Regions from separate parts of the Mus musculus genome. Here region 2 is linked to region 1. Evidence: chromatin loops called from intact Hi-C (ENCODE). Cell type or tissue: left cerebral cortex. All regions are shown on one strand.

Region 1 (8,000 bases):
ATGTCCCACTGTCATCTTCAAATGTAACATGTTTGGAAAGAACCAAGGAGAAGAGATGGACCATAAGTTTACATGTAATGTTGTAGTGTTTGAGGACATAAAAAAGCCACGGAAGACACCTGTCACCATCAAGGCAAGCAAGCAAACAAACAAACCAACCGGTGGTCTGTACACACTGAATATTCTGATACAGCCCCTAATGCCTGGAGAGTAAAAGGCTATTACAGTCATTCTTTACATTAACTTGACAACCTTGCATGATAGCACAGCTTAGATGATGGTAGACTTTAATTACCCAAATAAGAACAAAACTGGACAACTCCTTTTAGCATAAAAATGCTTCCGCCCAAGCAAGTAAGCAGAGTGTCACCCTGAGGGACAAGTCCCAAGTTTCTGCAACGGCAAGTGCCACAGCTATCACACACTGAGTTTTTCTTCTAAGGCAGGCACTGCATTAACAGTTCTACCAACATCCCCTCAGCATCCTCCCCTATTCCTGTGAGGGAGCTTCGTCAGCACTGATGTCAAGGAGAGAATGCCAACATAATGACAGACCACAGAGCGTGACCAAAGGCACAAGGAGACAAGCATGGGATATAAACTGAAGGTTATCATTCCCTACGTGACCCTATCCATACACACTGTGTGCTACAAACACAGGGTTCAAAGGCAAGGTTATCATTCCCTATACGGATGTCCTGTAAATAAAGTGTTGATGCTGATGCTCTATCCACATAAAGTTCAATGGAGACCCTTAAGCCAAGCAATCTGCAGATCCTGGAGCAGTAGCCAGCTGAATGCCCTGATCTCTGCTTGCACTACTCATCTGCAAAGCTTTGGCTGCTGAGATGCCCAGGTTTCCTGCTTAAAGAATAAGAAATTCACAAACTGGCTAGAAATGGAGGATGGCTGGGTCTGAACTAGACGGCTAAAATGGGGGAGCACCTCCTTTCGGCATCAGGAGAGTCATGTATACAATCTGTGTATATTCACAGAGACATGAGCACAGTAAAGGTGTGAGTGATTAGAAACTAGAATCAAGGTGCTAAGCAAATGGCTCAATGAGTAAATAGCTTGCTTTACAAGCATGAGGACCTGAGATCAATCTAAGCACCATTGACAGAGGCTTAAATACATAAACATACATTTACATATTAATACAATAAAATATAAATCCATTAATTAATATAGTAACTATAATTAATATAAGAAAATGTAAACATAGTCATAATATTTATAATATTCTTATTACATAATACATTATATTACATATTTCATATATTATATGGTTATACATATTATATACTTATAAGTATTATATATAAATGATATATAGAGAAAAATTCATATAAAGATTTATATTTATTTATACATATTTTATTTATAAATTTACACAAAATATATAAGATATATATGTGAGATTCAAAGAAAAAAGTTAGAGTTTTGGCAAATATGCTTGAGTTTTTAAATGCACTTAATGACCACAGATGAGTATGTGGCTCAGAGACGGGTAACATGGTTAGGATGTGAAAGCTCAGAAATGAGCAGGGTAACACACGAAAACAGAAACTGGAAGCTCCATTCCATTTATACATGCCAGTGGCTAATAGTTACAAATAAAATAAATAAAAATAGATCTTAAAATAATATTTCAAATATAATTTGTAGAAATTAACAAAATAGCCCAGCACTTGGGAGATAGAAGCGGGCAGATCTCTGTGAATTCAAGGGTAGACTGGTCTACAAAGTGAGTTCCAAGATAGCCAAGGCTACACAGAGAAATCCTGTGTCAGAAAAAGAAAAGAAAATAAAGAAATCTGTTAACAAAATAGATTCATGGATTGTATAGAAAAGAGTGGAAACCAAAATATTTTATTACAATATGTTAAAAAGAAAGCAAATGGCAAAAGGTTAAAAAAATTAATTTTATAAACTGAAAGAAATTTAAAGCATAATCATCGAGCATAAAGTTATAGATTGCTTGTGCACAGGCATACATGTATACTGTGCGTGCACACACACACACAAGGGAGAGACAGACAGACAGAGAGAGAGAGAGAGATCAACAAGTACACATACTAACACATAAAATCAATGTAAGAAGGGGTTTCTTATTTAAGATGAAAATGGTACTAACTGCAAGCTCCTTCAACGCTCCTTTTCTATACCGCTTCATAACCCTAGTAAGTAACTTCCTCCTACTAGCTGTCCCCATCTCAAAGGTTCCACATCTCACAATATTGTCACAAGCTGGAGACTACGCTCTAGCACAAGAGCCTCTGGGGGAAATTCTATCTAAAGCATCACATATGACAACAGCAAATGCCACTAAGCCCGTGAAGCAACAGGACTCTAACTCACTGCTGGTAGGAATGTAAAAAACAACAGTGAGACTGGGAAAGAGCCTTTCATTGTCTACAAAGTTAAATGCAGTCTTTGTATACAACTCAGCAACGACAGACCTTTGTGTTTACCCAAAAGAGCTGGCAATGTGTAATTACACACAGATACACGGGTGTTAACTAAAGTGCTCATTTTAAAGATTTAGAAACAGCTCTGGTGCCACGCATAGTCACACATAGATAATATGTGATCCATACAATGAAATACTGTTCAATAATTGTTTTTTTTTTTAAAGACCTATTGAGTCATGGGAAGACATTTAAAAATCTTGTTTCTATACTAGAGGGGGAAAATAAGGCTACATCTGAAAAGGCTATATCTCTGTGTCTGTAACCATATGACACTGGGAAAAGTAACACCAATGAGATAATGAAATGATTGGCCAGGAATGGTAGCACATCGCTGTAATCCCAGCATTCTGGGAAGCTGAGGCAGGAGAATTGACAGGTGTTTGAGGCCAGACTGGACCACCTAATGAGTTTCACAAAAACTGACGCTGTAATATAAGACACTGTCTCAAAACACTAAAACAACCTCCAAAAGATTACCCATCCTCTGATGTTTGGAGAGGAGAAGGCAGAGAAGGAGCATGGGGCATGTCAAATGCGATGGTGGACCTCTGTGAGTCTAGTGTGGGGATACATCACTGTTACATATCATCAGGTACATAGGAGGTAGAACCTTGCACAGCAAAGACTGCACCCAAGTATCAACTACAGGCTTAAGGTCATAAGGGTGTATTGGTGTTTCTATGGGATGCAGAGCCCCAGTTGATAGATCTACAAGGTGACATATACCTTCATACCTGAGGCTAAGAGAACATTCCAGAAAAGAACACAGAAAGATTGTAAGCAGGAGAGATCCAAGATATCTGCTGTGAGACACTGTTTTTTATATATGAGAGGAAGCTGAACCCATGAATTCTTAACAACATGGTTGCCTAAACAAGACACAAATGACACCACCAGTTGACATGTCAGCATAGATGTCATAAGGCCCTACTCCTAGATGAAGAAAATCACTGCTAAGATAAAATAAAAATCCATTTTTCCCCCCAGGGACTCAGTAGATTGTATATAAATATACATGTGTATATGTATGTACATATACATATATATGTTATATATACATAAATGTGTATATATACAAAATGTAAAAATAACAATAAAAGGAGAAAAGGTCACGAATTTGAGATGGGGTGAAGGGCACACAAAAGGAATGTCTCAATATTTGTTTTCAGTTGTAAGATGTGACCCATGCTCGTGCAAAGGGTTAAATAATAGAGGATTGTAGGAAAGGGGGGAGGGTACAGATAGTGTTCTTTCTGCTCAGGTTCTGTAAGTCTAGCACTGTTTTAAAACCTAAGTCTATAAGTTTGAAGAGTCTGTTTCCACCAGCATCTTATGCAGCTGCCCAAAGCTGGGCAAAACTTGTTCACCAATAGAGAAGACTTCTCACGGTGCTTTAAAACAAAGGAATTCTAGAAAGCACATTCCACAACGATGGAGAGGAAAACTAAGATGGTGGCTACCATGTATGTGTGTGTGTGTGTGTGTGTGTGTGTGTGTGTGATGTAATATGTGTATGATATTTTTTGCCATAACAAATCATCCTTAGGAAAGAAACATTCAAGATCTAAATGTGAAAAGAAACATGAAAAGAACTAGACAGGTGTTACAAGAAAAATGAGAATGAATGAAGACCACTCTAGTCATCCCCAAAGCCATTTGTGTCCACTAGGCCTTACAATGAGCCAGCAAGAAATTCAGCATGATTGACAGCCTGACAATGGTGGAGGTGTAGCAGATGACTTGGGCTCAAAGCCACGTGGATTCAGAAATGACTCCATCATCAAACCCCAGAATGTCCCCTAACTTTCCTTCCAGTGTGCTCTTCTCAACGCTATGCATATAAAACAAAAATATTTTTAAAAGTAAAGAAAAAGAAAGTGGTCAAGACCTTTAATCCCAGCACTTGGGAGGCAGAGGCAGACAGATTTCTGAGTTCGAGGCCAGCCTGCTCTACAAAGTGAGTTCCAGGACAGCAAGGGCTATACAGAGAAACCCTGCCTCGAAAAACAAACAAACAAACAAAACAACAAAAAAAGAATAGTTAATAAACCAGAATCCTGGTCACAGAGCCTTAAGAGGAATTTCCAACATGAGGCACATCTGAGCCTTCTCTTCTCTGAGGAATACATTTGGTCTTCTAATCGGAGAAGGAGTCACAGCCATGAGCAGTGGTGCACCTGGAATAGCTATCCCCAAAGCAGACTTCCTTCAATGCACTGTCTCAATTTGAAATGTGTTTACCCAAAACCTTTCCCCCTTGAAACTCCCTTCTCAATGCAGGCATTCTCCTGTACCTACTCCACACACAGTTTCCTCCGAACACATTGAATCTTCCACCCTTAAGAGTGACCCCTAACTCTATCCGCTTCTACTTCTATCTAGCTGTCACTCATTTTCCTGCTTCTACAATCTAGATTTCACTTGTCACCAGCTTCACCTTCCTTGTTCCAGTGAGTTTCCACTGCTTCCCGCATCTACTTCCTAGTCTCAGCAACTAAGTATAGAACCAAGATGGAATAAAAAAAGGTGATAAAATTCTGACTACCACAAATGACCTAGTTACATGGGATGGATTTGTAGACAGCCTATCAGTTTATTTTACAGTAAATTTAGAAGATCTTTGTCACTTAAGTGGGAGCAATGAAAGACATAGTGAGTCAATCATCCAGCCTGAGATCCAAGCCAGGACAACCAACTGTCACACAGACAAGATGCTCCTATTAGTAAATATTTATCCCCATGTTAAGATCATTTCTCATTATCATACAAACTGGTAGAACTGGGAAGTACTCTACAGACTAAATTTAATCCTAAGTGTGCAATGGCTGAGATGAATGAGGCATAGAATCCCTCCTCTCTCCCTTGTTCCCAATTGTACTTTTACCCTCTTACTTCCTGCCTACCTTTATTCTAGTATAGCCTATGAACTACGACTAAAAGAACTCTTTGGAATCACAGGTCATCGCCTCTATGTCATCACCTCAGTGACAAATGGCCATGAACTATCTGTTGAAACTAATTATGCCTAGTCCACCATTCAACATTGTCCCAGTTTCCCTCTCCCTCCCATTCCCATGCCCTACCCCATGCAGTCTTCCTTAGGTGCGACGGTTTCTACTCTGTGTCCCCACTTTTATAAAGCCTTGGATATCTCCTTTAGTACACACTTTTTTCTTCTTTTTTTACCTTCTTTTCCTTTGTTAACTGTGTCTCATTCCTCCCACTTGCCTCAGTGGATGTGACAATGTTTGGGGGCAGTCACCTTTAGATTTTAGACTTGTGTGTTAGCTTAAAGTATGTGTTAGGACCCTCATCATAATAACAGCAATGCTAAATTTAATTGAAGTCAGCCTTCAATTTAGTTTAGTTTAGTTTTAATCTACTTGTGAATCCTGTATTTCACAACGCTCAGAAACCCACTCTCCAAAGATAGGAGATGAGCACTTAATTAACCCCACCACTTCTTTTGCAGCTATGCTGGGTTGCAAGGCTTGGTGGAGAAGCCCAGAGTTGTGTTAATCTGAAAGCTTCAGTATACAAAGGCAGGAGGAAGCTATTAGCATGCTCTCTCCCTTTCTTCCTCCTTCCTGTAGCTTACACTACAGGGAGAAGTGGGTAGAAGGATATTTAAACTAAGAATCAAATTCTTGCAACCACAATTTTAATTGCACACCAACTGCAAAAAAAAAAAAAAAAAAAAAAAAAAATTTCTTCCATTGTCTAACTAGAAGAAAGGCTATAATACACCCTGTCTGCTTTTCTCAGAACTCGACTATTAACCTTTAAGATTCCTTTCCAGGGTAAAAGCTTCTTTCCCCAGAAAAATGTATCTGGAGACTAGAGTTTAATCTTCTAAAAAAATTAACTCCTTTCATGATGACACTGAAGCTTCAAACTCTGAAGCCTTCAGCACAGTATTTTAGACACTGAAACATCAGAGACTCTTCCTCACATTGAGAAGCTAAGACCATAATTTTTAGCAGTCACACAAAAAAGCTACCTCCTTCTCCAACAGGCAAACATGCATTCACAACACCCGATTTGATTACTCAACAGCAAGTCACAGCAAACACGGGGGAAGTTTGGGCTGCCGTTTCCATGGAGATGACTTGATGTGGTTCAGCTCTTCTGGGAATGAAACCAAATCCCCAACAGCAGGAGAAAATCAGCAGCAAGAATTCTCTAACATATGGCAACTGCTAACAAACCAGTATGGGGAAAATACCTTCATTCTCTTTTCCTCTCTACCAGAAGAAATACCTTCCCAACAAGCTGTTTGAAAAAGCACCTAGATTTTCTTGGTCATTCTCTGTGTAATTCAAAACTGATTACTACGGGGTCTCTTTATTCTTAGATTAAAAGAGCCGCTGTCTCCTAGATTCCTCAGCCCATGAATTCCCAGGGTAGCACTTAGACAGGGACGAGAAATGCATCCTTCCTCCCATAACTCTGCTTATTAATCCTTGAGGGAAACTCAGTCTGCAGGCTTACCTCTTGGGAAAGAATGTAAATGGAATTTTACTATCTCTAGTGCCTTGGAAGACATGATTGTCACAGAGAGGAGAGAGTTATTTCCACATCTTTTTAGAATTATTATTATTGTTGTTCTATTATTATTTTTATTGTACTGTGAGGTTTCTGGGGACACACATGTGCTACAGTATACTTGCAGAGGTCAAAGAACAACTTTTAAAAGTTTATTTTTTTTATTACCTTTAGGATTGTCCAGGTTTAAATTTAGGATGTTAGGCTTGTACATCACAAACTTTACTTACCCACTGAGCCATCCCTTCAACCCCTCTTGTATTTCTCCTTCTAATCAAATGATTACAGTCAGTTCTTACATGGGAAACAATTGCTCCACTTTCCCCATTTTAACGTCTGTGTGTTTCTTTTTTCTTTTCTACATTTATTTTCATTCATTCATTTATTTTTATGAGAGTTTTGTTCAAAGTCTTTGAATCATATTCCACCTCCTCCACCAGAACTCCTCCCAGATGCATGTCCTCATCCCTGCCTTCCTAACTCTGTATCCTTTAAAAACAAACAAACAAAAACCTTCAGTACTAATCTGTGCTGCCCAAATACTCTGTGACGAGTGCAAGACCATATTTTCATCTTGTAAGCACAAAGCTAAAGACCACTTAAAATCTACACTTGAAAATTTCTGTGTCTTTGCCAGAACAACAACAACAAAAACCAATCAATATGTACTGCACACGCTGTATTCAGTGAAAATGGCCCTCTCCAGATGATAGGCACATCCAATGAGAGGCGCGCACAGCACACGCCAGCTCCTCTGCTTTGAACAGCTCATATAGCTTCAGAGAAAGAAGTCTCTTAATTCATGTTTATACCTGGCATTAGGTTTTACCCCTGACCTTAATTGCAAAGGAGTTACTACTAACCTAACCCAAGACTTTGTTTATAGAACACCCCCTTGTGTATCTGTGGCCCATGAGAGACCACTGCTTCCCTTCCTCATAGAACCACCCTCATCCTAGCGCTCTCCCTCAGTGGTGATGC
Region 2 (8,000 bases), 65 kb after region 1:
TTGAAGCCAGCTCTGCCAGTTACTTCCTAGGAAGCTCTGAGCCAGTTCCTTTAGCTCTTAGCTTTCTGTAAACTCACTTGGTAGTAGTAAAATTGATGATAAGTGGTTGTTATGGAAATTAGAGGTAATGTCTACAGTAAGAGCTTGGTGCAGCTTATATACACTATCTCACCTTTGTTCACATTAGACCTCATACGCAGATGCTTACCCTGCCCCAATTGTCTACTCCCAAAAGATCCAAAGAAATATTAAACAAGGATGGGAAGAATCGTGTGAGACCCATTGCTCCGTGGGGGTCCTTTCTAGCAAGCCCTCAATTGAATCATATTTTTAAGAGTAGAAATGGAAATGCCATTCCTGCCAAGAAAAATACTTGAACGAGATCTCACCTCTCAGAATCTTTTAGTAAGTGTCAGTGACTCCTCATTCCTGTTTACTTGAGAAATCAACAGATCTCAATCAAGTACTTATTTAATGCCAGACACAAAAGTACTAAAGACACAAATCCATGGTCTTGCTATGTAGCTATAATGATCAATTATGAACGACAGGAATTGGATACAATCAAAATATTATAAAATAATATAAATGTAAGAAGACAGAATAGCTAAGTTTAGGTCTATGGTAAGTCTACATAGAAGACATGGAATCAAATTAAAGTGTGGTTCTTATGAAGAAGGAAGGCTTGCTGGAACTGGGCAGGAGGAAAGGCTCCCAGGAGCAGAGCCTTTCTGAGCAGGGAATCTATAAAGACAAAGGTGTACATAGAACCAGAACACATCAGTAGAAATCAAAGGTTCCATAGCTAGCCTTGGGTTAGGATATGGAGTTTGGAGAAGGAAGAAAAAGGTACCCATTAAGATGATACCCAAAAGTGGGTTTGAACTTTATACTAAGGGCTTGGGAAAAGTGAGAGTATAGAGTTTAATTCCAGGTTTTTCACTAGCTGAGATTTTTTGTGGCTATTAAACTTATTCACTGTGCCATAAGAAGTGGCATGCAGTTACATGTGCTCTGACGCATTCCAAGCCAACAAAATGCTATGTGAGAAATGAGTAATGGCCTTTTCTAAAAAAGTCTGGGTAGTGGTGTTGGGAGAAGCAATGTGAGCAGAAAGAGGTAAGACCCTCACTGATTGCTGGGTACCAACAACAGAAAGGCAGGGTGGGGAGGGTGACAAAGTCCCTGGGAAATAATGACAGCAACAGGGATGAGCAAAGGGATCTGACCGGGTAGTTTGTACACTCACAGCAGAACTGCCACTTGTGCAGGTGATCTCTTGGTCCCCCTTCGGAAATGAGATCATATGATATCACTTATCCTGGTCCCCAGAAAAATTTAGTGTGGCATATCATAATCAGGGACCAAAGGGGCCAAGACAGGAAGCAGGTTTTATTCACTCCTTTCATGTATGACTTCAGCAGTTTATACTAGGTCTTAATCTTTTAAAGTATGCCTCTGAGGTCTGAGACTTTCTGTCTATATCCCTGTCTGTCTCTATCTCCCTCTGTCTCTCTGTCCCTGTCTCTCTGTCTATGCCTCTTATTATCTATTTATGTCTATCTCTATCTCTTATCTCTCTCTGTCTATCTCTGTCTCTATCTAATCTTTCTCTGTGTCTTTGTCTCTGTCTATGTCTCTGCCTAACTCTATCCCTATATCTGTCTATCTCTGTTTTTGTCTCTCTCTGTTTTTAATCTCTGTCTGTTTCTTCTCTACCTATCTCTATCTATCTCTGTCTGTCTGTCTGTCTGTCTGTCTGTCTCCATCTCTGTCTCCCTCCAGAGATTGTGCCCTGGACCTCATGCATGCTAGGCAAGCACTCTACCACCGATGTATATCCTCAGACTTTTATATTTCTTTTTCATTTTGAGACAGTGATTTACTAAATTGACAAGACTATCTTTGAACTCACTCTGTAGACCAGGCAGGCCTTTGTACTTGCAATCCTGCTGCCTCAGCCTCCTGAGTAGCTAAGACTATAATCCTGTGCCAACATACCCAGCTAAAGATTGTTTTGAAGAATAGATAAGAGCCTGCATTTAAAATACCTAGAACATCCATCCCTTGGCATATGGGAGATGTTCCCTGGGATAGATCATCATACTATATACAAAGTCACAAAGAATAGAGTCACAAAGTCCTCTAAGAAGAATAAGGAACAGACTGCTAATTAAATCTTAATTGAGGTCTACCCATAACAAATACACAATTGAGATGTCAGGAATGACTGCAGCAAAGAGAGAAAGCAAAACAACATGAGAAGTCCTCCACAGAAAACTCTTTCTTCTGTACACCATTTATAATCCTCTATCTCCCTGGGCAATTAACAGCAAGCTGATTCTCAGGCTAATGCTACTAATTTAATGACACTAAAGTACATGACCAGTATCCCAAAGCTTACTTTCTGCATCTAATGAAAACACACAGGGATGGGGAACCCACAGGCATCTAAGACTCCATCTTCTTCCCCCTCCCTAGTCTAAGCCAACATGGCTGCTCCATACAGAAGAGTGAGATTCCTGATGTCTAAGATTAGGGATGTCTGAAACCTAAAAGTAACCTGCTCTACTCTCCTAAGAGAAACAGAAGCTGAAGAAGCCAAATGAGCCAAGTGGTAATTGTGTGGGTCCAGAGAGGACGTTTTCACATTCTACTAAGACAGGGATGGTGCCATCTGGCGGAAAGATGGGAGAGATATGCTAAATGGCCTGTTTATCTCTGAGCCCTGTTATGTCCCATAGATGCAGCAGTTCCAATACCCAACTATCCCACAGACTCAAGAAATCCCCCAGTGCTATGTATAGGGTAACTGAGATCAGCTTGTCTTAAGGAGCATCTAGGTGACAGTCACTCCATGATAACTACCCAAAATGCCATAGCTTAGAATAATAGGAAATAGAAGCTGGAGAGATGACTCAGTAGATAAAAATGCTTGTGGCCAAGGTAGACCACTTGAGTTAAATCCCAGGGACCTATGCTATAGAAACAATTCCTTATTGTAAGTTGTCCTGTGACTTCCACACATGAGTGATGACACACATATACCCAAACACACACACACACACACACACACACACACACACACATACAATCAATCAATAATAAATAAATAAATAAATAAATAAATAATTCAAAAATTAAAAATAAAATAATAGAAAACATAAAATATTTATGTTAACCTTAATTTCACTTAAGAAGGAAGTTGTATTTGTTTGGAAATCTACCCAGTCCTGGGTTGGCTTCATTTAGCACTGGTCCCTTAAATGGTTTAACAGAGCGTCTCTATGGGTATTTCTTCTACAACAAAGGGACCCCAGTTCTCTCAAGATCTGCAATGGATTCCCATTCACCAGAGTCAGTGACAGATCCACCAGCAAAGCTCTTCCACAACACTAACATTCCTCTCAGAATGTCTCTAGAGGCAAAGGACAATACAATAACTTCATTTCCAGCTCTTTTTCTACAGCCAAACCATGAAGCTCACCCCAGTAGCGTGTGCCCATCAAAGGATAAATTCAGCAACTATCTCAGTGAATGTTGCCCTCTACAATGCTTGGACACCAATGTCACCATGGAACAATGTCACCAGTCCCTCCACAAGGCTGGCATACAGGTTAGCCATCCCAAACCAACCCATCTCAGGAGAAGAGAAGGTAGTGGATAAAGGATGGAGATCACTCCCTGAACTGATGGATTAATATCCTCAATAGAGGGCAAAGCTGAGTCCCTTTTTAATAGACCTTAGCAATGCAACCTCCCCCACCACCACCACACACACACACACACACACACACACACACACACACACACACACACACACACACACAAATGATATCCAGACAGATCCTGAAACTATTAGGATCTCACAAAATAATAAAATCAGGGGAACCCGAGGGCTCTTTCCTTAAGCAAGGATATATTTAGGGCCCCTTTTCTTCCTCTCCAATCAGAATAATGAAGCCAGATGGCTTCTCCCGAACAGCACAGCTCATTAACCTACATGGTTCCTGGGGCAGAAATGAGTCCCCTAACAAATCTGCTAGCTTGCTCTGTTCCAACTCGCAGAGAATCCCTTCCGCATGGGCATCCTCCGGCCAGCACTCTGGAAGCCACGCTTTGGTAAAGGGGCTAGGGCAGGAGGAGGTCACTCACCATTTGATTGCTATACCAATACAGCGATGAGCCCTTCAGCACCACCCAGAACTTTTTCCATTTGTTGCTTAGAAAAGTTCCCTTTTCCTTTTTCTTGTACAGCCAACCCTGGCAGTCAGCGTGGCCCAGATCTTTACAGGATATCCTTCTCCGACTCATGTTGAAAAACCCTGCAAGAGTTGCATGGACAGGTGAGTGTGACCCGGACTCAGGTGACAAAATAAAAGGCAAGGTTTAGCTTTTTGCACGGCGAGGATTAGACGTTTTCATTCATGCAAAGTGAATATTTTTTTAAAAATCATGTATCTGTTCTATTTTTAAACCTCCATTCCGTGCCTAGAAAACCCGGGCAAAGACACTTATATGCAAGTATGGGTCTAAGAACCTGAGTTAAAGAGAGTAAGTTGAAAACGTTAGACTCAGGGGCTGGAAGCCACATTGTGGTAGACACGCCGGTTCTTCCCACAATAACAGAGGCAGTTATGCAATAGGAACGGAAGGGTTAAAGCCCACCTAGGAACACGGTGACTTCCCGGACTCAGTGCCAGCTTCTCAAAAAAAAAAAAAAAAAAAATTAATCTGGCACCCATCTCCTGATATTAAGATTCAGACAGTCAAGAATCTGATCCCCCCACCCCAACCCACCCCAAGGAGGCATCCAGGAGAGAGAGAGAGAAAAAAAATCACACTAACGGACAAGAAAGGAATAAAGGAACAAAAGGAATCGAATTACCTTGAGTTTTCTTCCTGGGCTTCTGACGCAAGGGAACCTGCTGGAAATGCAGGAAGGAAAGAAAAGAGAAAATTTCTGATTGTGTTGTAACATTTGTAAAGAGAGAGGGAGGGAGGGGGTGGCAGTGTTTATGAGCGGGGTGGATTCTAAAAAAGAAAAAAAGCCTCTCCAAGCAGAGCTCAAGGGAAGCTACCAGCTGAGGCACAAAATGTGCTAATTAGAATCGATATACATTGAGCCGAACCTGGGAAAAAGAGTAACAGGCATGTATGCACCGCTTCCTGTTTCCTCCCACAAGCAGCTCTTGCTACTGCTTAGGTTAGCATGGCACAGGCTTTGTTGAAGTTTGAAAACATCATGAAATACATTTCAAGAAACAATTATCTTTTCTTTCTCCCCTTAGTTTCTAAATCATATCAACTATTTTAAGTAAAACTGGAGAATAATTGTTTCCATCTCAAGCTATTAAATGCTCACATCACACTAACTTCGTGGTCTTGCTAATATGCAGGAAAAATTATTTATCTCTTCTTGGACTCTTCAGAGACTCTAAAGCCCCTCGATTGAGAATTTCTTATTTGCAGCCTAATATACATATCTCATTCTATCTTTATCTCTGAATATTTCTCACATGTCTTATAGAAGATAAATATTCAAATATTCAAATCAGACATGAGGATTTATACAAAATACACACATTTCTCACAGCACATTTTCATCAAGTCATATGAAATCAGATTCCAAAAAACACTGGGAATCCCAAAGGAAAAAATATGCTTGCAAATGCCTCTCCTGCTGTGTCTGTCTGTCTGTCTGTGTACATGTATGTATACAAACATTAGACAGAATTTTAGCTTTAGAAAACTTCATTTTTCTTCCACGGCATCTATGCTAAAATCCTTCAGGTTTAAATAGATTTCATTTATGTTAACAAGCAGAGATTTTTTTTTAATTTTTAAGCATTCAATTAAAATGTTCTAAAAGTTGGTAGGTAACTTCATGAAATGTATGGTTCTCTGGCTGCATCTGGCTAGAAGTCCACATATCTAACTACTGATGGATGGCAGCTGTGGCTCTGCCATATGTTTACAAGGGAATAGAACCTATACTGAAAATAGGAATTTTTTTAAAGCAACAGGCCAAGATTTAACAAGGAAAATTCACTCAATATTACCCAAGGAAAAGTCACTCTAAGCCCATAAATATGTATGTATGTATGTAAGTATGTATGCATGTGTGTATATATGTATGTAAGTTTGTATGTGTGTATATGTATGTAAGTACGTATGTGTGTATGTATGTATGCATGTATGTAAGTGTGTATGTATGTATGTAAGTTTGTATGTATGTAAGTATGTATGTATGCATGTATTTAAGTGTGTATGTATTTATGTAAGTTTGTATGTGTGTGTATGTATGTATGTATGTAAGTATGTATGTGTGTATGTATGTATGCATGTATGTAAGTGTGTATTATGTATGTAAGCATGTATGTATGTATGTATGTGTGTATGTATGTATGATTTCTAATCCCATAAGTCTCAAGCATATCTGCCAAGATTTATTTGTGAAAATATTCTGATAACTAAAAATCCTGTTCCTGTAAATAACCACATATCAATGCATCATGGAGTGTACAAAGATAAGCAAACACTTAATAAGCAAAACCCATCATCTTAGAGTAAGGATGACTCCCATTTCCCTCAGCAGGGAGGTTGGAGTTGAGGTTAAATTGTTTTTCTTCATGGATACAAGACCAGGGAAACCCTGAGTTGGCTTTGTTTTGTTTTGTTTTAGAAACATCCTTTCTTCCCTTGGATCATTGATTGATCTCTTTGAGGGCAATTTTTAAACAGATTCAACATGTGTCAGTCATGGCCTGCTAATCAAGTCTAAACACACTGTCCTGTTAAGGAGCTCCATCTATCTTTCCTTCCCCGAATATTTCCCACACTACCAACTTCTTGGTCTACGATTCTCTACTATTCCTTAGTCTCTGGGCTAATTTTTTATTTTTTATTTATTTTTTTTTTATTTTTACACCACTATCCTGAGATCAAGAAACCCAATTAGTACCTACTGGTCACACAATATTGTCCAAATTGAGTGCTGGGGCTGATGACACAGGTAATAAATGAACTTCCTTGTAGGTAAGACTTGGGGACTCTGGGATCCTAAAAGGCAAGCAAAGTAACTAAGAACCAGGGTTGTGGGAAAAAGCAGAGATGGCCAAGTTGATTCCTAGAAGGCTGGAAGCCCAGGTAAACAAGATGAAACTACATTGTTTCAAACAGCAACAGCAGCTTTTAAAAAGAACCCCCAAGTAGGACACAATGCCTGGGGAACAGCTTTGAAGTCTGGAAGGAAAGAACAGAAGAGGTTTTGTATTCTTTGGCTCCTGGTGCATGGAACAGGGACCTGAGTCTCCATTGTGTGATGGCTCCCAGGGACACTGCTGGCTCTTCAGCTCCACCATCAAGCCTAAGGTGGTTTCCAGAGAAATCCAAGTCAAAACTGTGCGTCTTCATGTCTCCTATTATCAGTCCCAGGTCTACAGCTAGATTCTTGCACTGAGTCTGGGTTGAGAGTTGGACATCCACATCAGGTCAACAGTCCCCTGAGCAGTGTTCCATCACTTCCAGCAAGCTCCTTGCCATCCAACCCTGCCCTGACAGCCCTTCCTCACGGCAAAGCTGCTAACTGAAATAACAAACTAGTGAGGGTTTCAGTTTCACTTGATAGATGTGACTATGAAACCCCCAACTGTTCTACAAGAAGTAATGAAAACAACCTTTGAGAGCTTTACAGAGTCTTAAGACACATTTTCCTCCTCACAACAGGAAGTGGAACCCATGAACTAGTCAGTTTCAAGACCTTCATGTGGCTTTCTCACTGGGTAGGTTGAAAACACTGACAGGCGATTGAGCAATTTATGAGACCATTTCAACCTTCACAGATATTTAAAGTTTAATGAGCTATTTCTCCCAACCTATTTTCTTCCTGTTTGAATGACATAGAGAAAACTGACATCTTATTCTAATAAATAAATAAGTTTTCTCTAAAATAGATCTAAAACTTGGGGGTCAATTCTCTAGGAAAATATATGCATAGT

Evidence for each region. Hi-C counts contacts between places; a loop is a spot of excess contacts. Peaks named below come from ENCODE experiments on the same cell type or tissue, not always from the same donor. Only the 100,000 strongest peaks of a DNase experiment are listed, where the experiment ranks them.
Region 2: a loop joins it to region 1, with 6 times the contacts of the local background. A loop is called at or near these places in 4 of 42 quality-filtered maps.

Annotation. Positions count from the first base shown.
Region 1 is chr10:6,910,175-6,918,174 of GRCm38, forward strand. The region is part of intron 7 of Ipcef1 (interaction protein for cytohesin exchange factors 1); the gene reads right to left. It also overlaps a transcript of Oprm1 not described here. Among named protein-coding and RNA genes, the nearest start is that of Ipcef1, 66 kb to the right of the region's middle. In left cerebral cortex, no CTCF peak of the experiment used is centred here; DNase peaks (open chromatin) are centred at 449, 2,280, 4,986 and 6,574; H3K27ac peaks cover 4,887 bases.
Region 2 is chr10:6,975,359-6,983,358 of GRCm38, forward strand. Ipcef1 (interaction protein for cytohesin exchange factors 1) reads right to left here and starts at 5,107. Exons shown (of 9, transcript NM_001170800.1): 1 at 4,889-5,107; 2 at 4,156-4,325. The coding sequence starts at 4,314. It also overlaps a transcript of Oprm1 not described here. In left cerebral cortex, a CTCF peak has its summit at 2,675 (motif pointing left); DNase peaks (open chromatin) are centred at 1,029, 2,043, 2,677, 3,487 and 5 more places; H3K4me3 peaks cover 3,240 bases; H3K27ac peaks cover 2,703 bases.